Linked DNA regions of Mus musculus: regions 1, 3, 4 and 5 are each linked to region 2. Evidence: chromatin loops called from intact Hi-C (ENCODE). Cell type or tissue: heart. All regions are shown on one strand. Region 1 overlaps Kcnq5 (potassium voltage-gated channel, subfamily Q, member 5). Region 2 holds the start of Kcnq5 (potassium voltage-gated channel, subfamily Q, member 5). Region 3 overlaps Kcnq5 (potassium voltage-gated channel, subfamily Q, member 5). Region 4 overlaps Kcnq5 (potassium voltage-gated channel, subfamily Q, member 5). Region 5 has its middle 150 kb from the start of Kcnq5.

The links. Hi-C counts contacts between places; a loop is a spot of excess contacts. Peaks named below come from ENCODE experiments on the same cell type or tissue, not always from the same donor. Only the 100,000 strongest peaks of a DNase experiment are listed, where the experiment ranks them.
Region 1: it touches region 2 in a loop (3-fold over the local background); 5 of 42 quality-filtered maps call a loop at or near these places.
Region 3: a loop joins it to region 2, with 2.1 times the contacts of the local background. A loop is called at or near these places in 4 of 42 quality-filtered maps.
Region 4: a loop joins it to region 2, with 2.1 times the contacts of the local background. A loop is called at or near these places in 3 of 42 quality-filtered maps.
Region 5: a loop joins it to region 2, with 2.0 times the contacts of the local background. A loop is called at or near these places in 2 of 42 quality-filtered maps.

What each region holds. Positions count from the first base shown.
Region 1 is chr1:21,609,715-21,614,714 of GRCm38, reverse strand. The region is part of intron 1 of Kcnq5 (potassium voltage-gated channel, subfamily Q, member 5); the gene reads left to right. Among named protein-coding and RNA genes, the nearest start is that of Khdc1b, 230 kb to the right of the region's middle. In heart, no CTCF peak of the experiment used is centred here; no DNase peak of the experiment used is centred here; H3K27ac peaks cover 1,408 bases.
Region 2 is chr1:21,959,254-21,964,253 of GRCm38, reverse strand. It overlaps Kcnq5 (potassium voltage-gated channel, subfamily Q, member 5), which reads left to right and starts at 2,312. Exons shown (of 14, transcript NM_023872.3): 1 at 2,312-3,073. The coding sequence starts at 2,673. In heart, a CTCF peak has its summit at 2,840; DNase peaks (open chromatin) are centred at 1,923 and 2,763; H3K4me3 peaks cover 4,307 bases; H3K27ac peaks cover 4,568 bases.
Region 3 is chr1:21,827,763-21,832,762 of GRCm38, reverse strand. All of the region lies in intron 1 of Kcnq5 (potassium voltage-gated channel, subfamily Q, member 5), which reads left to right. Among named protein-coding and RNA genes, the nearest start is that of Kcnq5, 130 kb to the left of the region's middle. In heart, a CTCF peak has its summit at 2,407; no DNase peak of the experiment used is centred here; H3K4me3 peaks cover 760 bases; H3K27ac peaks cover 1,553 bases.
Region 4 is chr1:21,533,034-21,538,033 of GRCm38, reverse strand. Kcnq5 (potassium voltage-gated channel, subfamily Q, member 5) reads left to right here. Exons shown (of 14, transcript NM_023872.3): 3 at 2,847-2,973. Among named protein-coding and RNA genes, the nearest start is that of Khdc1b, 150 kb to the right of the region's middle. In heart, no CTCF peak of the experiment used is centred here; no DNase peak of the experiment used is centred here.
Region 5 is chr1:22,112,502-22,117,501 of GRCm38, reverse strand. No RefSeq gene overlaps it. Among named protein-coding and RNA genes, the nearest start is that of Kcnq5, 150 kb to the right of the region's middle. In heart, no CTCF peak of the experiment used is centred here; no DNase peak of the experiment used is centred here.

The sequences.
Region 1 (5,000 bases), 350 kb after region 2:
GAGAGCAAGTTCTATCTGCTGAACATGTAGAACAGAAAGATGTTTATGATCTGAGCTGATGAGAAAAAAACAGATTCAAAGGAGGGCAAAGGTTTAAAATTGGAAGTACAGCCAACTCTAAGCAGAACAGTGGATAAGGAGAAAGAGACTGTAATTATAGCTCCTAAATTGCTGTTCTTGATGACTAGTTAGATGGGCAAGGTAAAACTATAAACAGTGATTTCTAGGAACCCAGACCAAGTTGTGAATCTCTGTGTTATTAATGTTGAATTCTTGTTTGAGAACCATCAGAACCTATTCTGATAATCAATAAATTTTTCCCAGAAGTCATTAGCATTTACCTTCAAGATTGAGTCGTGATATCTGTAGAAAAAAAAAACTGGCTTCTATAATCACACATAAATATGGGTGCAATATTTTCAAAAATGATGAAAGGTACTAAAGTAGCCAAAAATAAGTTGAAGTACCAAGATCAACCCACGCTGTAAACTTGAGCAGCACCTGCTCTGTATTCCTTCTCCAGTACAGCAGGCCACAGGAATGAGAATAAACAATGTGGTCTCGCTGACATGTTTCCCTCTGGCTACTCACCCAGTTGGTATGTGATGATGACATACCTGACAGCAGGCTTTGAGGTGGGAGCTGAAAATAGCCACCTGGAGTTTCCAACTGCTCTTTGCTTTCAGTAAGAAGGATCATTGTTTATGTTTACTTTTCTCACCCTTGTTTTGAAAGACTTATTTTAAACCATATTTTAACTATCCTTGATAGTTGTTAAACTTTTTGTGCCAAAATGAAAGATACAAGTTTTTTAAAGATTTATAATTTTTGGTGATGGTGGTGGTGGTGGTGGTGGTGGTGGTGTGTGTGTGTGTGTCTGTGTGTCCAATGTCAGGGGAAGAGGCCACATGTGTCAGAATTTTTGTAACTAGAGTTACATATTTGGGAACCACCATGTAGGTGCTAGGAACTGAACCTGGATGCTCTGCAAGAATAGCAAATGCTCTTAACTGCTGAGCCATCTCTCCTGCACCAAAATCAATTTCAGGTTTGAAAGTGACCAAGTTGATTGCTTTTTAGACTACAGAGATATTTTTTTAAAACAACAGCTTGAAAAGTATCTTTTTTTTCATCCTTCTCATTCTTTGTACCCTGGGAAGGTGTGTATAGAATTTAGGCTGGATATAAGCATTGGTCATTTGTATATAGTAAATTTTAGCACTAACACCTATGTAGCATGTAAAGTTGAACCATGAGAAACTGCTGAAATGCAATTGGTTCAGGCTGTCAGTAGTGGTAGTTTTGTATAGCTGAACCTGATAGTTTATTTAGCTCAGCCTTTAGATAGGAAACTATACCTCCTCCCTTGTGTGAAGAGCCCTCTGTTTGGAGAATCCTGTCACAACTGAAACATGAACCAGAGTTCCCTCTGTGACTCCTCTGTTCATATATCCTTCTGGTCTATCATTCTAGGTATTAGCAGACAGACTATTCATATGTTTAATTATCCACTCTCTGGTTGGCAAACTCTCAGACACCAAAATTTAAAGGGCAAGTGAAGTCAATGTGTTGAGTTCAATTCTACACAAAAGAGTATTCTAACTACTGTCACCCTTTTCCTAATACCTATCCTGATTTCTGTTTTTATTAACATTAAAGTATCTAAATGATCCAAGAAATTAAGGCTTGTACAGTAAATGTGTCCCAATGACAACCTCTGATTATCAATAATGACAAGTTTGAAGCTTGCATGAATTACTAGTTTGAATACTCCTCTATGATTCAAGCCTGTACAATTACAATTTTTGTTTCCTTAGTTATCATAAGATTTACATACATACATACATACACACAAACACACACAGTGAATGCAGGACAAAAGAACTATCAACTTCATGAGTTAGGGATCTATGATTTCACATGTAACTGTTTAGCATTGTATTGTCCCATGTATATTACATATGCACATGTGTACAGAGCATACACATTGACACAGAAAATTGCAAAGTAGTTTTTTTATGTAGATTTTCAGTAATGCTAAGTCCAGTTGCTCAAAAGAGGAGAATCACCTGTTGGAGCAGGCACTAAGTATATCTAATGAGTTTTAAGGACTTAGTATAAATAGTCTTGTTGACTTTCTGTTGGTGTCTATGGCTTAGCTGCCTTTCTGGCTACTGACAAAGAAGTCTCTAACCCTAACATTATCACTACCTTTGCAAATTGCCATCAGTCAGAGGCAATCTACCATGCATAGAAGCTAGTTTATAGTCTTCCTTTCAAAAATACAATGTAGAAATAGAATCTTGCAATGACTTGCATTTTCAGTTTTCTGGGGAACAAGTGAATAAGTATTTGCCATTTGAAATTTAGCTGATATAAGTCATCAAATGATCTTTGAGAAATGTCTTTTCTCAACCATGGTGAAGAATGTATGTACCTGGTACATAATCAATGAAATTTTCTTAAATTTGAAGGAGTAAGATACAAGCCTGCTCTCAAAAACTTTGTAATTCTCTGGCCAAAATATGACATACTTACATGGTACTTTCATTGCCTTCCATACATAATCAAATCCTGTGTACATGACAAGAACAAGACTTCATATTTACTAATGAAGAAATTGAAGTTGAAAGGGGCTAAAACGCTTGTCCAAGAGTTCTAAGCTAGGGAGCAGTGAAGCTGAAGCAGACTCCATGCCTTCTAATCCCTGACCTAATGCTGGTTCCAACAAATAAGTTTAGCTTGCAAAGTAAATCTGAAGAAGTAATCTGAAAACTCAAACGATCCACTCATGTGCTCATTCATTCACTCACAATGGCCCAAATAGGGCACCACACATAACGTATGTTCTCCAGGTGATATTTTTCCAGTCGTACATTATTGTTGACCATAGTAAATTCATGTCATATTGAAGGACATAATCTCTAATTAGTAAAAAAAAAATTATAATACTCAATGAAACAAAAATCTGAACTTTGAGGTCATGGGAAATCTGCACCTTCTTCTCATTTTTTTTCTTTTTGTGGAAACCAATCCCCCTTTAAAGAAAAGATCTTAAAAAAATCCTTTGTGTCTAGGATACATTTTTAGAGATTCTCTGAATCATTCTCAAAGACAATGTTTCTGAGAGTTCTCAGAGATGCTTAAAAAGCTTTATGTATCTATATACATATAAAATTTGTGTATGTGTAGTTACTTTTTTCTCACTGTATTTAAGAGTTTTGTGAAAATCTTTTTAAAAGATGCAAATACTTAGGGGAAAGTGCTCTGAAACTGCAGGGAAAAAGTTAATTTTTATTTCCCAAAACTTCATGGTGAAAAAGACACGCTCTAGAGAACTCCTTAAGCTTAGACTTTTGCAGTCAGACCCACATTGCCTGACATCCATTTCAGATAATAGTGCCTGCTTAATCTCCTATGGCTTTTTGTTCCAATTATGGTTTCCACCAGGCAACATTAAACAGAGGAGACAAAGATCAAATGCCCTTCTGATCAGCTGACTCTCATTTTATGCACATGACAAAGCAGGAGCAATGAAGAAAGCAAACCACCTTTTTCCCAGTTCCTGCAGTTGCAAAATATTAAGAGCTTAGCATATAACCCCATCCCAAACAGTGTAGCTATAGGTAATTGTCAGCCCCTGGCTGAAGAGAGGGGAGTTTTCACTAAAAGTATAGTACCTGGTAATGCTGGCATCCTCTAGTGGAAGACATGCAGACAGGACTATTTGGGCAGAACACACTGCTTGAAGGATTAAGAAGAAACAAAGGACAGGAAGTTGCATGGGCCAGGAAAAGAGGCTTTGGGAAGAGTTGGGGGCAAAGGGGTGAGTGTTTTGAAAATACATTGTGTAAAACTCACAAAGAAGCTGGGCAGTGGTAGTGCATGCCTTTAACCCTAATCCCAGCACTTGGGAGGCAGAGGCAGGCGGATTTCTGAGTTCAAGGCCAGTCTGGTCTACAAAGTGAGTTCCAGGACAGCCAGGGCTATACAGAGAAACCCTGTCAAAAACAAACAAACAAACCCACACACCTCACAAAGAACTAATTAAAAAATTCAAAACTAATTTCTATTTCAAAAAGGCATTTCAGAACGTTCAGTTCCACTTGTTCACATCTACTTTCTGTTATGTTTACATTTACAGAGACAGAGAACTCAGAAATTTCCTTTTATTTCCACCCTATTCTTTACATCTATAGTACATTTCATTATGAAAGTGTCCAGATGAAGGTTTTTTTTTCCTTCTGAAGGACTTACGAGAAAGCAAGGGGAACGAAATAATTATGAAGCAGAATTGCCATCGTGTGGCCAGATCAGAGTGGAAATCACATTGCTGACATTTTAAAACCTTGAGATTTTCATACAGTGTATTTGGATCTGGTTCACTCCCAACTCAACTCCCGGCGTCTCTCTCTGCCCAACTTCAGGTCCTCTTCTTTGTTCTTAAACCCATGGAGTATGTTTGTGGCTATATAATCACAGGACCTTCCGCTGGACTACAGTGGATGTATCAAGGGCCACATCCTTAAAGAACATGAACTCCCCTGTCCCAGAACATACCAATTGCTCCTCTGGTAAGGGTATAACTTTATAACATTCAGACCAAACCCAAAGTCAACAATCTATAGCTTTTGGACTAAATCTTTCCCAGCACCTTTTTTGCAAATAAAGTTTTATCAAAATACACTTCATTCATTGACAGCCTGTGGTTACTTTTGCACTCCAGTTGTAGCAACGGTCGGCTGCAAGAGAGTCCACCTGACTCCGGTGCCTAAAATATTTACTATCTGGCACTTTACAGAAAAAAAAAAAATGCTTCTCTCCTTTGCTGTAAATCTACCTTCTCTTCCTTTCTTCCAAATAGTAATAAGTAGTGAGAAAAGCATAGCCTGCATTCTCTAGTAAGAAGCAGAAAATAATGCTTCTTCCCCCTGGATTGTGCAGGCAATACTTCTGGGGTCCTGACAGCTTTGTGCATTGTAATGATCCCAGAATTGGAA
Region 2 (5,000 bases):
CTTAATTACAAACACTTTCTTTTCCTCAAAGTTGACTTTTGCCTATCTAGAGAAGTCACTGGGTTACAAGGAAAACATGGCACAGATCAAGGCCTAGGAACAGGTATGAACAGAGTCTCTTAGACTTTCCTTTCTGGGATTGAACAAGCAGGATGATCCCCTAGGGTTTGCACCAACAGCAGAATGGGTACTCCAACTGGGAGTCAGGATGCTGGGTTCCTAGTGGCCCATCCTGTCTGTGAATACACAGACAAGCCCCCTTCTCTGGGTTTGTGATTAAGTGGATGGCACTCAAAAAAGATAGTTACAAATGTCTTAGACGTCTATAACCCTTACTAATTGCAGATGTCCTTGCCACCTTCCCACCCGGGTTTATTAACATTTTCGAAATAGACATCATAGCTTCCCTGGTATGATCCCTGCATCCTAGGAAACCATCATTTGGACATTAAGCAGCTGAGTTCCTGGGCCTTTCAGAAGGGGAAACACGCTCTTGAGTCCTGCCTTAAAGAGATTTCCTGCCTGTGTGTGGGGCCAGGCCCCAGAGTGAGGCAAAGGTGATCTAATCTCAGTTGAAGTTTGCAGCAAAGAAAACAGCTTCCTTTAAAGGGGAAGTGGCCTTTTCATTTTCTTATTTTCAGCAAAGCTAGGATTTTTTTTTCATGCCGACAGCGTGTGCACGAGTCATTTTAAGTCTCTACATCTTTCACCCTGAAAGTCCCTGCACAGAAACTCCACGGGGAGTCTAAATATAGCTGCACCGAACTACCCCCCACCTCAGCTCCCACCTTCAGCCAGGGGTCTCCACGCAGCTCTAGGATTGGAGAGCTTATTCCAGGACATTCTCTTTGCATCTGCCTTGAATAGCAGGGCACGGAGCAACCTCTCTAGCACCTCCACGGTGTGTGGGTGTGAAGTGTATTAGAGGAAAGCAGGAGTGACTCTGAGTGTTGATGCTTGGCTCACACGTGGTACTGCTGCCAGCTGCACAGCGCTAGGGGTTAGTAGTGCCTACTGCCCAGAGGTTTGAAGGGAAACAAGGTCTTGCTGAGTAAGAACCAGGAAGAGGTCTTCACAAAACAATAACGATAAAAATAAAAGTAAAACTCTTAGCTGACGTTCTGACTGTAGAAAGCAGCTGTCTGTGGGCGTGGGTGTATGCACGGGGTGTATGTGTGGGTGTGTTGGTAGAGTATTATCTGCTATGGGTGAGACAACCAAGATAAGATTTTTGCCTTAGTGTTGGCTGGTATTCATGGAAGTGAAAAAAGGCTCAGGGATGGCCACTTTGCTACTGACTACCATGACTTTGTGTTGAAAGCATAGTTCAGTTGAACTTGGCGATTATTACTTTTTTTTTTTTAAATATTTGGGAGGAAGGCTGCTCTATTAGAAGGAGTTCCCAATCCTGGTGTCCTCTCAGTTTCCCCATCGCTGAATCTGTTGTTTAATTGCTAACAATATTTTTGAAAGGCGGAGTTCTGAGCCAGCAGCACCATAATCTCACTCTCATCCAAGAGAAGAGATGGGCTTTGGGGCGCCCATTTTCCAGAGGTGGTGGGGGATGCAGTCAGTGGTTCCCTTTTCTCTAACATTGTAAGTTACAGCATCCTGTCTGAGAGGCAGGTCCTGGACTCACTATCCTCCATGATCCCTCTCGAACTCCCTGGGGACGCCACAGTCGCGGCGGAGATTTAAGCAGTTTTATGACTTTCTTTCACTTACATGGAAATTTCTGGAAGGAGAGAAGTGGGCTCCTTTTCCCAGGCTGCTCTGTCAGGAGGAGCTCCCTCACCACGAAGGAGCTACTTTGGAGTTTTACGCCCTCCCCACACCCCACCCCTGGGGATGGGAAGGATGTTCTGCGACTCGCAGGCTTGTTGTCTGAGGCTAGGATGGAAAGTCACAGCCTGCAGGCTGGATTGAGTCGCGGGAAGCTGCTGGGTCCCTGCCTGGCTCTCTCCGGGTGTGTCCATTGAACTGCGGTGGGCTGGTCCCCAGCGCGGGAACCCAAGCGCCACTGCCAGAAGCTTAGCCCCCGCTGGCTCGCTCCTAGGCTAGCCAAAACCTGGAGGGTAGGACAGAACCTTTCCTGCCCACACCCATCACCCGAGGATGGCAGGACCAGGCGCGGCATAGCAGCGGGAGAAGCCCAGAGACCCGCTCGTCCAGTTTATTCAAGAGGCAGACTTCGCCCTCCGGACAGCTCCGAGTCCCAGGAAGAACCGAACCAAACTCATCCTGGGAGACCGACTTAGGGTCAAGCCGGTATTCTGCCGGGGTGCAGGGGACAGACAGACTCGAACCCTGCTGGGTGTGCACGCGTGCGAGCGTGCCTCCGGGCATCCCGCACACCCTCAGTCCCGTGTGCCGACACTCCTCGGGGAGGAGGGAGTGGCAGCCACCAGACTAAAGGAAAGCGAGGGACACCTCACAAAGTGACGCCCCCAACAGGTCCGGATTTGGAATTGGAAGCGGCAGAAATCCGGACCTCCCCGGGCCTGCTCCGCACACCCCGCCGCCCCCGCCCGGAGCCCCGACTCTAGGCTAGTCCGCCCCCCCGGGGCGCCCCGTCGGCTGCGGGTTTCCTCCTGCAGACCTGCCCGCGCACATGAAGCCGCTGCCCCCGCCGCAGGCGCCAGCGCCCCCCTCGCGGTGCCCGTGGTGATGCCATGCCCCGCCACCACGCGGGAGGAGAGGAGGGCGGTGCCGCCGGGCTCTGGGTGAGGAGCGGCGCGGCGGCGGCGGCAGGCGCGGGTGGGGGGCGCCCGGGCAGCGGCATGAAGGATGTGGAGTCCGGCCGCGGCAGGGTGCTGCTGAACTCGGCGGCCGCCAGGGGCGACGGCCTGCTGTTGCTCGGCACCCGCGCGGCGGCGCTCGGCGGAGGCGGCGGCGGCTTGAGAGAGAGCCGCCGGGGCAAGCAGGGGGCCCGAATGAGCCTGCTGGGGAAGCCGCTCTCCTACACCAGCAGCCAGAGCTGTCGGCGCAACGTCAAGTACCGGCGGGTGCAGAACTATCTGTACAACGTGCTGGAGCGACCCCGCGGCTGGGCGTTCGTCTACCACGCGTTCGTGTGAGTACCCGCGCCCCCACTTCCGACCCCGTGTGCCCCTAGCCATGCCCTCTGTTGGGGAGCCCCGGGGCGCACTTGGCGCCCGCGCCCTGGCCTTAGGCGCGGAAACGCGTGCGCGCTCACACGCAGAGCTACACACACGTGGTGGTTTTTATTTCTTTGCACGTGTTGCCATCGGCCCTCTGGAGCCCTCAATCTCTCTCGTCCCACCTCTCGCTCTGGTTCACATAGAGCCCTTTTGCCCCAAAGCACCCAAGGGACTAACGGGTCAGTTCCAGGTACCTGGGTGATTGAAGGCAGAAGCCGGACTTAGGCGACTCAGATAATCGGGAGCGATTAGGTCCTGATATGCGGAAAGTTAACTGAGTGGGGCGCCCAGGAGCTGGGGATAGCTCCGGGAGGTTGTGCACCATCCCGAGACTGGAGAGACTGGGAGGGCATGACCGGGTGGGATGGAGTGGCGAGGAGAAGGTTAAGAGTGGGTCCACAGTCAGCTCTGGGGTCAAGCAGAGGAAGCTGCTACGTGATGGAGAGAGAGAGAGACTAGGTTGTAAGCGCGCCCGGAAACACGCCTGGCCACCATCACAGCTGTCATCAACGGAAAATCTGTCAGTGCACGTAGTAGTCATTGCCACATAGAGGTGGTCAGAGTCTAGAGGGCTACCCAAGCTCTGTGGCAGGCAGTGCCAGCTGAAAGTGGAGAACTGGGGTTCAGGAACATGGCCAGAGGTGCTGTAGTGGAAATGCACAGGGGCCAGCTGTGACCTGAAGCAAGCAGTGTGTTTAGTTGACACTTATGGCGCCGAGATAAAGTGTGTGTGTGTGTGTGTGTGTGTGTGTGTGTGTGTGTGTGTGTGTGTGTGTTGACTAAGCCCTCACCATCTAGCAGAGTATGCGAGAATGAAAATGAGAAAATGGTTGGAAGCAAATGTTTATTTTTCCCTTAGGCATTAGAAAGCTTTCCGTGGCTTTGAAGTTTACTACTGTTTTGCCCGACGTCCATTCATTCAATCTCCTGTTAGAGTTAGGTGAATCTGGACGACAACTTAAGGTTGTTTTCATGTCTATACACCCTGTCTAATTTAATCTTTTTAGAGGAAGCCCCGCCTCTTCTTGCCCCGTCTCTGCCCCCTCCTTCTTTATGTTAAGATGAAGTACAAACATATTAGCCTTAGAAGACCTCCAGAGAAAGCTGCAGGCACATACTGATTGATTCCTTGTTTCTTACTTGGTTAAGATATGTTTGGAACAGACCAAAAAGACCTTTCAGAAATGAGGCATGCCGTCCTATACTTCTCCCTTATGTGGAATGAAGAATTGGCACAAACCCAGGAAAGTTAAAAAAAAAAAAATCATAATATCAGGAGAGAAGGAGCTGCTTTTATAAATAGGTGAACCTGAAATGTGACCAGGTAGAACTCAGGAAACTGGTGGAGTCTGCACTCTGGGGCCCCAGTGTCTGGGAATTTTTACAGTTGCAGATTGTTGTGAGCATGTAAGCTTAGGTGACCTATTCCAGCCAGCTTCATGTGTTTGCAAGGCACACATAGGGAATGTTGTATTCTGTCTAGCGTCATTACACTCAAAATATAAGGTCTATCCTTTGCTGATGAAAGAGTCATAAATATTTGAATGTAATTAATGATAGACACCCATGACACTTGTTAAGCTCATCTCCTTGGGTTGATATACAATTAATTTAGTATTTAATGATCTAATAAATTATTTTGACTGTCAGACTATAATATACATTTTTAAAAAGGAATGCTGAGGCTTAATTTGCTGTAAATGTGCACAGTATGGATGATGATATTTTTAGACATGCTCAAAATATTCATGGCTTTGAGTTTTAAATATGATGTAATATAGTATTTTTTATTTGGGTAAAGTACATGGTATGGGTTCAGAGGAAGCTTGACACTGTTGC
Region 3 (5,000 bases), 130 kb after region 2:
TGGCACATCAGTAACGCTGGTTAGACCCTGGAAGAGGAGGTGGCAAGTTTGTGTGTGGGATGGGGTAGTGGAGGCTGCACAAAGGGTTCTAACACCTACTTTAATATTTCTAAGAACAAGCAGAAGCTACTTATAATTTTGCTAAACATAGTGTGTGTGTCTGTGTGTCTGTGTGTGTGTGCCTGTGTGTGTGTGTGTGTGTGTGTGTATGTATGTGAGTGAGAAAGACAGACAGACAGACAGACAAACATAGAATGTATGCAAGTACGGTGGACATATGGAAGATAGAATTTTCACTGGATCCCACCTCTAGCCAAAATACGGCTTCTAGTGACTTCTGAGAGAATTAGCCTCTCCCAAGGATGAGTGTTGTTCTGAGTTGTCCAATGCAGAGTAGACAACCCTGAAAAGCTGTTGATTTTTATGTGTTGATTTTGTTTCCTGCTACCTTAATTAACTCATCTACCAGTTTAAATGGTCTTTCAGTTTTTCTAAGTAGAGAATCATATAATCTGTAAATGGGAATAAATTAGATTTATCTCTGTGCATTTATTAGTTTCCCTTTAATTGATTTAGCTAAAATTCCTATTATACTGAAAAGGAGTTGTGAGAATAGACATTTTTCTCTCCTTTTTGTAAGCATTAAAGCTTTATTTAACTTTGTATTTTATTGGCTATTAGTTTGGCATGCAAAGGTTTTATCATGCACTTGTATGGTATTTCTGTACTTTAATTTCAAGACTTCTACTGTAAAGCAGTGTTTAATTTTACCAAGTTCTTTCTCTGCCTTTAATAAAATAATCACATGAGTTTTCACTTTATTATATTCCATGCTTCGTTATTATGCTTCTATATTTCCACCTGTTAAACTCTACATTAAGAGTTAAGAGCCAACTTGATAATACTATATAATCTTACATTTTATTTAATTCAATTTGTTATTTTTATAAGTAATTTTGTTACTGATCCTGATTTTCAGTTCTTCTTTATTTTATTAAGTGTCTGTCCTAACCTTTGACTGCCCATTTATTTATGTTATATATTATGTTATTTATTTTTATTTATCTATAGATAGTTTTATCATTTTAAAAATATAATAACCTGGTGTCTATAGTAAGAAGGCATGCCTGGGTCAAGTCTAGCTTGGCATTCCTTCTAACTTGCTTTATCTGACTTTAGTATCAGTTAGAAGATATAATAATTAAAACCAAGGAAAATAGACAGAAATCTCAGTGAATAATTATGAACACAGTCATTTAAGCTAGAAAGTGAGGAGAAGAGACCTTTGGCCTTCGAGAACTTTATGTTAGACAAAACACCCTAAAACCAAAGTAAAATATAGACACCACAGTTTTTCCTATTTCAAATTAGAACCTTGTTTGTCCAACCAGACACTAATTAATGAGAAACACCTCTAGCTGCATGAAATCCAATACCTTCGGAGAGAAATGACCTCCGTGCAGACATTCTTCCTTGAAGCTAAAGGGACGAGGTCTAGCTGCACAGACTATGGTCCATACATTTTAGGACATCAGTTTCATTCTTTCTGCTCTCTGTCTCTCTGTCATTCACATTATCACTAAATGGTTATTTTGGTGGAAAAAGGAATGCTCAATTCGAGATGGGTTCAGTTATGGTTAAGGAGGGCTATATATTATTAGTTCAGCTTCATACTACATCTGCCTGTTTAGTGTTTTTTAAAAACTTAGGTTCCACTATGGATCATGTAGAATACCGCAGGACACTGGTCTCTAGAAGAGGCATCCATTCCCAGATCACATGAATGCATACCTAGAGGACTGTGTTATATCAGTGTATAGATAGTCAGGCTTTCTAATTTACATGGTTTAATCCCAGCCCATCTCTCCCGCAGGTGCAAAATATCATGGTTTAAATGAAAATATCATTATTCCTGTGTTACTCATCTACTGCTTAAGAGATGGATGCCCTCCACGAGAGAGACCAGATAACTGGACATAACTACACACAGTATTTAAAATTCAGTGAAATGTAACCCTTAAATATGTCAGTCAAACTGAAATAGCTGATTAATTCCTATTAGTAGAATACTTGGCTCCTTATAGGAGAGACAAAGGAATATTACTTCACATACACAGGCACACAGGCCTTCTCTAGCCTCCCTTTTCCTTGTTCTACGGTGGGGAATCTCCGGCATATAATATGAGAAGAAACGAGGAGAAGTTGGACAGAAGGTACAGATATTACTGAACAGAACATACAGAAGCACTCAGCACTTGAGCCCCAGCGTAACGCAGAGGTCTTGAGAGAATGAGTTCATAAACGAACAGAGGAGGCAGCTGCTTTCCCAGTGCCAGTGCCATGCTTTCTCTCAGCGATGACAATGTGCACTGCTGGGCTTGGCCTGTAGTTGGTAACTTTCATTAATAAACCAAGTGCACCCATTCAGGAAGTACCGGGCAAGGCTCTAGGGGAAGAGATCCATTAGCATTCCACATTTATGTCGAAGAGATGGTGGAGCAAGGCCTCCTGGGTAAAGTCTTAGGAACAATTACAGCTAATTAAAAGGACAGTCCTATCAGCACCCAAACCATGTGGGAAAGGAGTTGGTGACTCAGCTTGTTATTTTGAGTCGAATCCATGCAAAGCCAAATACAGTTCTCAGAAGTCTGTCTATTAGTGTGTGTGAGGTGAGGGGCCAATCAACAGCTCAGCTTTGAAACAAAAGTGAAAGGCATTCGTAGTTACTTTCAGATCCTCTAAAAATAGCTACCATCCTCTGCCAAAGCTAATATAGACAGAATTCCCATGGAAACCCTGAGGACTACAAAGGGCAGATGTTAATTTTTTTCCCAGTTCCTATCGGTCAAATGGCTCCTGCCCGATATTTCTAATGTAGAAACATATAGAGTAAACCACAAAGGCACTGTGTTTATCAGCAGTCTGTGCGTGCTTCAAATGCTTTGCTAGAAACGTTTTAGGGAAAGAGGAGCCTGTGGCAACTTGCTTCATGTTGCCTGTTTGTGCTGGTGGTCGACTCTAGTCTACAACCAAATTTTTGCTTTTTATATTATCAGCACTGAGTATTTGTCTACCATGCATATCACAGTTCTTTGCATTGGTCTTTTTGAAGGTAGTACCTCTTTTGGGTGTGTTTATTAAGTCCTTGGGAGCTAAGAGAATTAAAGGCTGTAAGATCCAAATGGAATTTAACTGTGTGATGTTTACTTTTGAGCAGTCTAATTTTTCTTACTTTAAATTACAGGTAAAATTTCAAAAACTTAATTAAGAACTAAAATAATTGCTGTTGTATATTTCATTATTGAGATATACATTATTGTTGTATAAGATTCTTGGAGAATCTTATGATTGTGATTTAACAAATGCCAGAATAACAATTTTAACATTTTTAATGGTAAAATTGAAGAATAGAATAAAATTGCAAATTGTTTTGCAAATAGTTTTAGTATGGAATTAAATTGATTTAATAATGCTAATTTTAAAAGTAAAGTGTTAATTCTTCCATTTATTTTGCCCGTTTGTATTCTTCTTAGAAGTGTGTTTTCTAAGCTACATTATAATAATTAGCTTATCAATGTGCTCTTTAACAGGCTGCAAAGTCTTCCATATGGGTCACATGTAATCATCCTATACATAGCAAATTTGGAAGGTTAGAGTCATACTTTTGTAATTCTATAATTAAAGGATAATGAGTTTTCTTCAGTTCGTTTCCTTGCATAGTTAGTTATTTTACTCATAGTTCCTAAAGATAATTTTTCAGCAGCAACTGCAACTTTTTTTTAAATTTTATAGCAATTATGTCTTTAAATAAAATTGAGTTGCAAAGCACTAATATGTGACAGCTCAAAAAAAAAAAAAAAAAAAAGAAGCTATCCCAGTATGCTGCTTATTCAGAAACAAACCTAGAGTAAGAAAACCTCATGTTTCCACATTGTATTTTAAATTTTCTTTTTAAAATTTCTGTTTGTTTGAGTCTTTGTTTTCTCAGTGAGGCCCATGGAGGACAGGTTATGGGTCCCATATGTGGCTCACTGCTACAGCTCTGTTAGGGCAATAGCCAAGAAATGCATCCCTTACTCTACTTTTTAGTTCTTATAAATCTAAAAATAGATAGCTCAGTGGGTAAAATAATTGCCGTGAAAACTGGCAGACCCAAGTTCGAATCTCCAATTTACATAAAAGCCAGCATGAGTGTTCATGTCCATAATTTTGGTGCTTATACAGCAAGACAGGAGACAAAGATAAGATAAATCTCTGGAGGCTCACAAGCCAGCTAGACTGGTTCATGCAGCTGTGAAGATCAGAAACTAACAGGGTAGAAGGCCAGGTTTTCCTCTGACTTGCATGTAGTACCCACTCAAAAATATATATGTGCACGTGTGCATGCACACACACACACACACACACACTCACACAAAGGAGATGGGGCAGGGAGGAACAGTTTAAAAACATCATGTCTTAGTTGTAGGCAGACCCAAGTTTAGATCTACTTTGTTCCCAGACTATTCAGGTGAATTTTCTTTGAAGGAATATTTTTATAGCTGGAGAAAGAGGTCTGTTGGAAATGTGCTTCTTATGAGGATGAACATCTGAGTTTGTTTGATTTCTGGGACCCATGTACAAAATACAGCAGGAGGGATGGTGCCTGATTATAATCCCAGCACTAGGAAGACAGAGACAGGTGGATCCCTAACACTCACTGGAAGGCTAAACTACTTGGTGAGCTTTATTCCAGTGAGAGATCTTAGCTTGTAAAACAAGGAGAACAGCAGCTGAGGGATGCCTGTAGGATCATCACCTCACCTCCATGTATGGTCTAGCACACATGCATACGCATAAGCAATCTTTTTCCTTTGTTTCCTTGGCCTTATTTTTGTTTGTTTTTGCAGACAAGACCTTACTACATAGCTAAGATTCTCCTCCAAGTTGCAAATCTCACTCTGGCTTCAGAGAGCCAGGACTACAATATTGCTCCATCAGACTTTTGACTGAGGCAATAC
Region 4 (5,000 bases), 430 kb after region 2:
GGTTTTTCCTACAAACTGACTTGCCTGGGCTTGCCCAGTTCTTAGGCCTAGTTGCCTAGACTGTCGATTTGAAGGCTGTCATGGAGTCAGCCTGTCTCATCCCTCTCACTAATGAAGTCAGGGATCTGGGAGGAGAACTTACAACCACCCCTTTACTAAACCAGCATAATCCCTAACTAGATTCTAAATGTTTGTTTTAATACCTACAGGGATGTATAACCTTTATGCTCATCAAGAAAATGTCTCTTTACAACAGATGGAAACCCTGCAGAACACCACAACAAATCACAACGTAGAGTTGTGGGGCTCATGTTTTACATATACATTACAAATACAGTACAGATATACTACAGATACAAAACACTTCTACACCTAAGATTGAGTAACATCTCTGCACAAGATGGGGTGGAAAGCTTATAAGAGCCAAAGGATAGGGTGTTTGCTGTGGGATTGTATTCCATTACCTTCAGAACCTACATCCATAAAGACTCCATATTGATATTTCACAGCCACCATGTCCATGGTGACATCGTCTATTACATTTCTGAGATAGGTTGTCTCTATCAGCCTACAAAAGATTTATCAATTTTATTGACTTTTTTACATAGAAATCAGCTTTTTATTTCATGAAATTTCTGTTTAGTTTTTTTTTATTTTATTACTTTCATATATATACATATATATGTATATTGCAATGTATATTGCATTATTTGTGCCAATTTTACTCTTCTGTTCTCTTCACTACTGTGTTTTACCTGTAAATTTTGATAGGCTGTATTTTCGTTCTCTTTCAGTTATCTTTTGTAATTTTCATTGAGATTTTAATTAATAAAATACATAAAAGTATATTTTAATTCTTTTCTACATTTTTAGAGTTTGCTTGTCTTTCTACTATTGATTTATAAGCAAATTCCCTTATAATTGGACAACAGAGTCAGTTTTATTCTTTACAATGCTGAAGTTTGTTGATAGCTTATATGCTCTCTCTTGAACTTTTAAATGAAGTAAAGGATGACACCAAGCTGTTTTTAACATAAAAATTCATATTCTGTTGTGGTTATTGGAGATGCAAATCTCTATCTAGAACCCATTTCTGTTCTTATTCAGATATTCATTAGACTTGCTGATCTAGTGCTTCAGAGAAAAGGGGCTGGTGATACCTCAAATATGATCACATATTTCTTTGTACTCTTCTCAATTCTACCAGTTTTTGCTTTGTAAGGAAAATATACTATCATTTTTTCCTAATCTCTTTTAAAAACAAAACAAAATCATAAAGCATATGGCCATATTCCTGAACAACGGGAATTAAATAAAGACCTTATAGATATGTTATACTGCCTCGCTGAGGCATAGAAATGGGGCAGTGACTCTAGCATTTCTCTTAAGAACAATGTTCTTTTATCTATTGGTGTTATCTGTTTACCTGAGACATAGCATCATTATATAGCTGTGTTTGCAGGATGAGGCCACACATCAAGATTTGTGGGGAGAGTATCCTGTACAATACAATCTCTCACAACTGGAGTTCCAATACAATCTCTCACAACTGGAGTTCCAATACAATCTCTCACAACTGGAGTTCCAATACAATCTCTCACAACTGGAGTTCCAATACAATCTCTCACAACTGGATTTCCAAAATTCTCGACAGAAGTAGGATCCCTGGGAATGAGTAATGGTGGGGTCTGCTAATAAACTTTGTTGGGCACAAGTTTAGCTAAGTGAGCATTTTATACTAGAGCATGCTCTAAAGACATGTTTGCATAACACATGTACAAAAGTCTAGTTTTCATGAATTTGGTAACAAATTTACCTTAATGTAAAATGGATTGAAATGTTGATATTTCTACAATCTATTCTTCTGCGATATTAGGCAACTTATATAAAAAATGTGAGTTAATTTTATAATCTATCCCTTATAATAAAGCTGAATAATATGCAATTATCAATATTATAAATAAGGACAATCCTTGTCTTCAAACAAGAAAGGTAGTTCCCTTTTCAAAACAAGCCAATTTTAATAAACAGAGGATCTGTCCCTATAGAGACAAATGACTTTGCAAGACTTACTCCAGGATTATTTTCTTTTGCAAATTCCCTCTGCCTTCTTCATTCTGTGATTGACTGTTTAAGAGCTGCTATCTTTGGCCTTTCCCTGGGGTTAACTCACAGCCCTTCCTAAATAATCTCCGAGTCATTTTGCTGAAGCAGGTGTTGTTTTCCAGGCAGCCATTGCCAAAGGGCAGCATGATAATTAACCAGCTTCAGAGCTGAAGGGTTAGGTCTCACTTCTGACAGGCATTGGATGTATGTGGCATGCACGCACACACATAGTTATTCTTCTGAAACTGCCTGTATTTTAAGAGGAGTCTGGCACGGTGACAAAAAGCTGAACACTCCTAAAACTTACTTCTTATCCTCTGAGACCAACTCTTAAAGGTTTAGGGATTATGCCATTCCTTGCAGCACCATGAAGCTCTATGTCTCTAGGGCTTGCTGTTGTATTTCTGGGTTCATTTTTTATTTCATATAACCAAGAAGCTAAAGCCAGCTATACTACATATCCCTAGTGAGAAAACATTCCTACTCAACCCGCATGCTTGCTATTAAAATGGACACTTTCACACTGTTGGAGACTTGAGGAGGCTCACACCCTACAATAGGAGACAAGATACAGAAAATGGGCTTCAGTAATCTTCATACTGGTTTTGTGGAGAAAAGATGTTCTTTACATATCAACCAGATATGCCAAGCACAGGCCCTAAAGGTTCAGAAATATTCACACAGCATCTTAGAGTTGGTTGTTACTCTATAATGCTGACATGTCTGTTCTGATATCTTAGGAGTTCGTGATGATCGTTGTCTTTGGCTTGGAGTTCATCATTCGAATCTGGTCTGCAGGTTGCTGTTGTCGTTATAGAGGATGGCAAGGAAGACTGAGGTTTGCTCGAAAACCATTCTGTGTAATAGGTGAGTATCAAAGTCCAGAATTTATGGTACTGTTCTCTCTCTCTCTCTCTCTCTCTCTCTCTCTCTCTCTCTCTCTCTGTCTCTCTCTCTCTCTCTCTCTCTCTCTTTCTCTCTCTCCTTCTCTCTCTCTCTCTCCCTCTTTTCCTCCTTCCCTCCCTCCCTCCCTCTTTCCCTCCCTTCCTCCTTTCCTCTGTGTGTGTGTGTGTGTGTGTGTGTGTGTGTGTGTGTGTTTGTTGTATGTATGCATGTGTGCCTCTGCTGATTAGCTCTGCAGTATGCCTCCAGATTATATTCAAATGATTCAAATGGGCATCAATACATTATTCCTACAAACACTTACCCTCTAGCATACATTGACAGCACAAGTGTGGCTTCTGCTCTGGAAATTTTAAATCTGACCATGAGCTCTACAGGCTAAAATAGGATTTCTCCCACCCTCACCCCACAGTTCCAAAACAAATAGTGCATTTCCGTGTTGCCCCTAGCTTCTGTACTTCCAGGATGGACTCCATTCTGTTAAGACTCCATTTGAAATGATGTCTCCTGATGAAAATGTTGTAGAATCCTATGGAGTTAAGACCTGGCACCTCTCAGTAGGATTATTTAAAATCATATCATAAAACTGAAAACTCTGCATATCAAAGCTATTATTAGACAGCTAAATTTGCCTTTCCTGCTCTTTTGCCCTTCTCACTTGCTGGGCAAACATTCAGATCCAAAACGCTGGAAGTTCTTGAGTAAAGTTTACTCCAATTATTTCCAAGCTGAGAAAGTCAGGTTTAATTTACAGGATAGTTTACCCTCTTGTTTGGGGAGTTAGGAATTGTTGATCCTTGATCTCACCCCTTAACCCTGCTCCCTATGATGAGAGCAGTCCAGTGCTTTCCAGGGGTAGAGTTGCCCCCTCTGCAAGCACTGCTAACACCAACCTCTCTCATCTACAAAGATATGCGTCTTTTCTTTTTGGAAAGGTATGGAGAAAAGTAGGCAGCAGCTGACAATCCCATAGATCAAGTCATTGAACATTTGACCCCACCCCACCCTCACATGAAGGGGTCTTTTTCATTCTGAATTCTCTACTCAAACAAGGTTAGGGAAGATTATCACTTGGTGCAAAACTACTTGCCAAACAAGGACTTCCATGAAAAACCCAAACAGAACAACTCACAAAGCAGGTGGTTGGCCAAGATTCCCTCAACTTTTACAGTATAAAGTCAGTTCATGGGTGACTGTAGGGATGTTCCAATCCAGATTTTAAAACCAATTAAAAGTTGGTTGTATTCCAGTTCCAAAGGCAATGCCCATGTATTTCTGTTCTTCAAGCTAGAAAAAAAGTTCTTTCCCAAATGCCTGCTGCCTCTTGATAACTCTTTCCAGCCATGGATGCATCAACACACAGTAGCCTTTTAATCTTTCTCTGTCTGCTTCAGATAGTTGAAGGTCTTTCTCAGAAAGTAATCTTCTGTTCTCCATCATCCTACTTGCCTGGATACAACTATCAATGGTGACCTTGCAGATTTAATATCTGCATAATTTGGGTTTTGTTAGCTTTGGGGGAATTTCTGTTTAAATGGGCATTTTAAAGCTAGAAAACTAAATGCTCTGTAAGTTGACATAGATAAATATTTAATGAATTCCCATTAGAGCATAGATAAATATCCACTTGCAGCAAAAGTAATCACGCATGGCTTTCAGTATTCTATTTAATGTTTATGTGACAGTTGGATCTGTGTTTCAATATAATTGATATAATACTGAATATATTCAAATGTGGGTTATTAATATTAGATCCCTGGATTTATCACACACACATGAATCAAATGTCACCTACTGAAGGCAAGGGCTATACTGCATTATTCTTGAGACCCTTCCTAGATCTCTGTAGGAGTCCATAAGTATGCTGTGTAAACTGCTAAAAATGATGAAATCAGGTCAATGGTTCCCTTGTTCAACCAAATCTACACTGCTAAATGCAAAAGGGGATATTGTACTTTTCTTCCCTATCTGTGATGTGGGTTCTGAGCATG
Region 5 (5,000 bases), 150 kb before region 2:
AAAGGCTTTCCAGAACCCTTTAAGTACTGTAAAACAAAAGACACCTGGTGGATTCTAATCAGTAGAAAATTCCATTTGACCACTTGGACTCTCTCTCTGTAAACCCAGCCTAAGCCACAGGAGTTCTCTTGGCAGATATGTCTGCTCCCTACTCACTGAACTCATGACAACTTAACCAAATAACTGTACGCAAGAGTTGTACAATGTAACTCTGAAACTCAAACATACAACTGTGAATTCAGACCTCTTACATTTTCTCATATCTTTATCGTAACATTCTGGCTTCTTTCTGTTTTGTTTTGTTCTGATCAATGTCTAATTATGTTTCCCAGGCTGGTCTTGAACCCATAGACATATGCTGTTGCCTCCAGCCTTTAGATAATCTGAGAGTACAGCTTTGTACTACAGCACCCAGATATGATTTCTGCTTTGTTACCCAACATAACAATCATCTTCTCCTAATGTAAAAATAAGTCATTGTGTTTGATTGATCTGCCACTGATGGTTTCCTGTTTGCTAATGCTGTTGCGTAGGGCAGTCTTTAGACATGGTGCTACATGAATCCACTCATCCTGACTTCAATTCATCAATCTTTCCTTTTCCCCTCTGAGTACTACCAGTGTAGCCCAACTGCTACAGCCTAACTTCATAAGCAACCAGTGCTTTTAGCAGTTTCCTTTAACGTGGGAAGAAATGGAAAACACTTTCAATGTTTTACTGTGTTTTTAAACAGACATATCATCACTTTACCCAGGTAAACAAAGCCAGGCAGATTAACACAATGATGGTTTGCACCAGCAAGTTGGCTCAGTGGATAAAGGCTCAGTGCCCAGCAAACTTGGCAACCTGAGTTTAATTCCTGGAATTCAAATGAAGGTTAAAAGAGAGAGAGAGCTGACTCCACAAACATGTTCTCTGACCTCCACACAAAAGTAATGGAATATGCATGCCTTCAACCTTTCATACACACACACACACACACACACACACACACACACACACCAATGCTTAGTAAATTTTTGCAAAAACAAAATTAATATTATTTTATATATGGCAGCATGATTGCACTTATGAATCCTGTTTTAGTGCAGTTTTTTCCATAGCATATTTTTTACATATACCTTCCTTCCTATTCTCTATTCTTATAAGGAGGAAAATAATGGTGTTTGACTATGAGATAAATTTTGTTTGACATAAGGGAGTAATGTTAAAATCAATAAGTTCAATTTTGAGGGAAAGGATTCTGGCTAACTGTGAGGAACAATCCCAGATCTTATGAGAATAGAACCCTGAATGGAGTCAAGATATATAATACCTATGAAAGACACTGGGAGGCTGGGAATACAGCCTTATGGTAGAACACATGCCTAAAGCAGTGGATTTGTTCCCTATCAATACCAAAATGAGCGAATGAATTAAGAAATAAATATATTGCTAATGTTGTAATGATTCAAGCTGTTAGTGTTTTTTGTTTTTGTTTAAGATTTATTTCTTTGTTTTATGTATATGAGTTTATTGCTGCTGTCTTCAGACACACCAGAAGAGGGCATGGGATCCCATTGCAGATGGTGAGCAACTATATGATTCCTGGAAATTGAACTCAGATCTCTGGAAGAGCAGCAGTGCTCTTAATCACTGAACCATATCTCCAGGCCCTAGTGTGTGGCTATTAATGCTTAAAGGCCACATGTCACAATGAGCATGGTTTTGCATGCTTGTAACCCCAGGACTTGGGCAGGAAGCTGAAGCAGCATCATGAGTGTGAGGCCAGTCTGGGTTACAGAGCAAGACATAATTAAAGAAAAAAGTGTCACCACGCTATTTCAGAAAAGAAAAATGAACCTATATATCCTCCTTAAAGATCTCTATTATCTTCATGAGATGGGAGTTTAGGTCAGCAACACGCTTTTCAGGTGTCTCGGGGGTATCCAGAGCTTGCTGTGGTGGGAGAGCTGAGTTCTGATGGTGTCAAAGTATATTGGAGATCTGCTGCAACCCGAGGACATAGGAACCAAGCCCCAGATAGAGACACCCAGGATAGCTAACCCCAGAGATAACCATATAGTAAGAAGCAAGCCCAAGATCATAAGCAACAGAAGCCAATATACTTTGAAACCTTATTTGTTAAATGATGAAAATTTCATCAGACCATAGTGGCTCAGTGAAGTTCACTGGGAAGATTGAACAGGAGGATCAATTTGATATGGAAGGCAGCCTTGGTTACACAGAGAGCTGAAAACATGTCCAGGATACAAAGTAAGATCTTGTCTAACAGCAGCAGCAGGCAATAGCAACACAACAACAACAACAACAACAACAACAAATCTATGATGTTGGGGATATTTTTGTATACTGTGTATTTGAATGCTCATTTTTGTACCCAGAGATCTGGGTACAGTTTAAATTTTGGTATCATCATTATAAAGAACCATTTCCTGACAGTATTTTGTGAAACATTGTTCTCCATCACTTCTAATTGGTTAAGAAAAACCTGATCTTTCTATAGCTAGGGAGAAGAATTAAGACAAGACTTCCAATTCCAATGAGGGGGTCCGGGGTAAAGTGAATCAAGAGATTGTGAGAGAGTGGCCATGGGGTTGTGACCATGATGGAGTCCCCATGAGGACAGATGAAGTACGAGGCCTGGGCGAGATTAAAATGGCAGGTAACAGGGCACATGGCTGGGTAGTAGGCAGCATAGTTGGCTAAGAATAGATGCATCTCTCTCCAGCTATAGTAGTTGAAGTTTAATAATAAATATTATAGGTCTCTGTGTCAGTATTCTGGTACAAGGGAGGGAATAGAAAAGCCTTGCACTTTTACACTACAGCATGCGTAAGCATTTTACTGAATTAATTGTATGTAGTCATTTCACTTAAGATATTAATGTTACTAATTAAATGCAAATTAAAGCCTCGTGTTAACAAAGGCTGTTCACTCCCCAAACTGAAGGAATAATCACTGATGTCTGATATTTTACTATCCTTTACATCTTATCAAGGAAATAGCCAAGTTCTTGTACTGTCGTGTACAACCAACACAGAAATCAGAGCCACGTCAATGAGACTGGATTCTGTGAAAGGAAGTCTTCAGTGAGAAATTAACTATTGCCTATACCTGCTACCGTGTACTAACAATAAATGCTTTTAGTCCTTTCTAGTAAGAATTTTAAAAGTTAGCTTTAGTTTAAAATCTGACTGTTTTAGTAAAGAACACACAAAGCTTGGCTTCCATTTACTTAAATAATTTAAAACATTTTAATTGAAAACAAAATGCCACAAAGATTTCAAAAGCAAACGTCAAGATGCAATTATCTACAGGAACAATAATGACATCACCAACATCACCAAGCATTGTAGTAATAAAGCCACGAATGTCAGCTTTCATTATAGCTCATTGCCACATCTTGTTACCAAATTAAAATGTAATCAAGTTTTTATAAATTGTCATGGAAACATCTGTTCTGAAGTAATAATATGTTAGAGCTGGGGTGTTTATGGTGCTTTCCATCCAATGTAATTGAAACTAAATCATGTCATATCTATATCTAATCTATATTTATATATCTATATCTAATATCTCTATCTCTACCTATCTGTCATCTATCTGCCTATCTATCTATCTATCTATCTATCTATCTATCATCTATCCATCTATCTATTTATCTATCTATCATCTATATGGAGTTGCTTACAAGAAATTTTAATAAGAACTTTATTTTGTAGAACCTTAGGACAATCCTAGCAAATGTAACAAGGAAAGATTCAAGGGCTTGCATCAAATGATTTGTTTAAGATGCGATTTTTCAAATGTATAGTGCTGCATTATGGTAAAGATTTTGAAAAGCCATCCTAGACTCAACTCTATATGCCCACCGAAGACAGTGGTAAATTAAAAAAGAGAGGAAGCCATTCGTTGTCATGGAGCCTCAGAGGGCAGTTTTCATAAACCAGAGTTTCCAAACTCTGTATTACTATTCTATGTATTACTATTCAAGCTTTAAAAAAAAAGTGTCTCCTATTGGTGGCAGAGAAGAGATGGCTCAGTGGTTAAAAGTCCTTGCTGTTCTTCCAGTGGATCTGAGTTTGATTCCCAGTACCCATATTAGGCATCTTGCAGACACATGGAACTCTAGCTCTAGAAGAACTGATACCGTCCATGAGAAACTGTAAGCATATCTACATACCCCCACACAGACACTCAAACACATAACCAATAACAAAAATAAGCTAACCCCTTTCTGAAGGAGCAGAAATTGTAGTTCTTATTTAGTAAAATTTGTGTTTGGTGATTCTGGAACCCAGAGAAAGAATTTTAACTAATGCATTATGAGGTACTTGAAGGACCTTAGCTTATGCATATGAGCACACTGTTGCTCTCTTCAGACATCAGAAGAGGGCATCGAATCCCAATACAGATGGTTCTGATCCACCACATGGTTGCTGGGAGTTGAATTCAGGACATCTAGAAGAGCAGACAGTGCTCTTAATTACTGAGCCATTTCTCCAGCTGGATATTGGGTCATTAGACCTATCATTTTCTTAAATTCACATTCAGTAGGGATACCAAAGAGAAATAGGACAACTGGGTTTTCACAACTTTAAAAGGAAAAGCACTTAGTGGCTGCTACAAAGGGAGTATGTATGCTGTAGCATGTGAGCATGTCAGAGGACACCTTGCTGCTACAGCTTGCATGCAGGGTCAGAAAGACAACTCTGGAGCATGTGGTATGATTTCAAACTAAATCATCAGTGGTTTATAATAGTTTAACTTCCCGAGTCACTTAAACTTTCAGATTTCTGTCTCTTCATTAGCTAAATGGAGAGAATTACTAGGCTGGCATAACAAACACTATACATTTCATCGTAGTATGATGAATGAGAGCTAGACAATCCCGAGTGTATCTATGGAAAACTTATTATTCATCCTTATCAGCACTATTCATCATTAGATCAATAATGTGGAGTGTTTTTGTTTCTTTGTTTCTTTGTTTGCTTTCA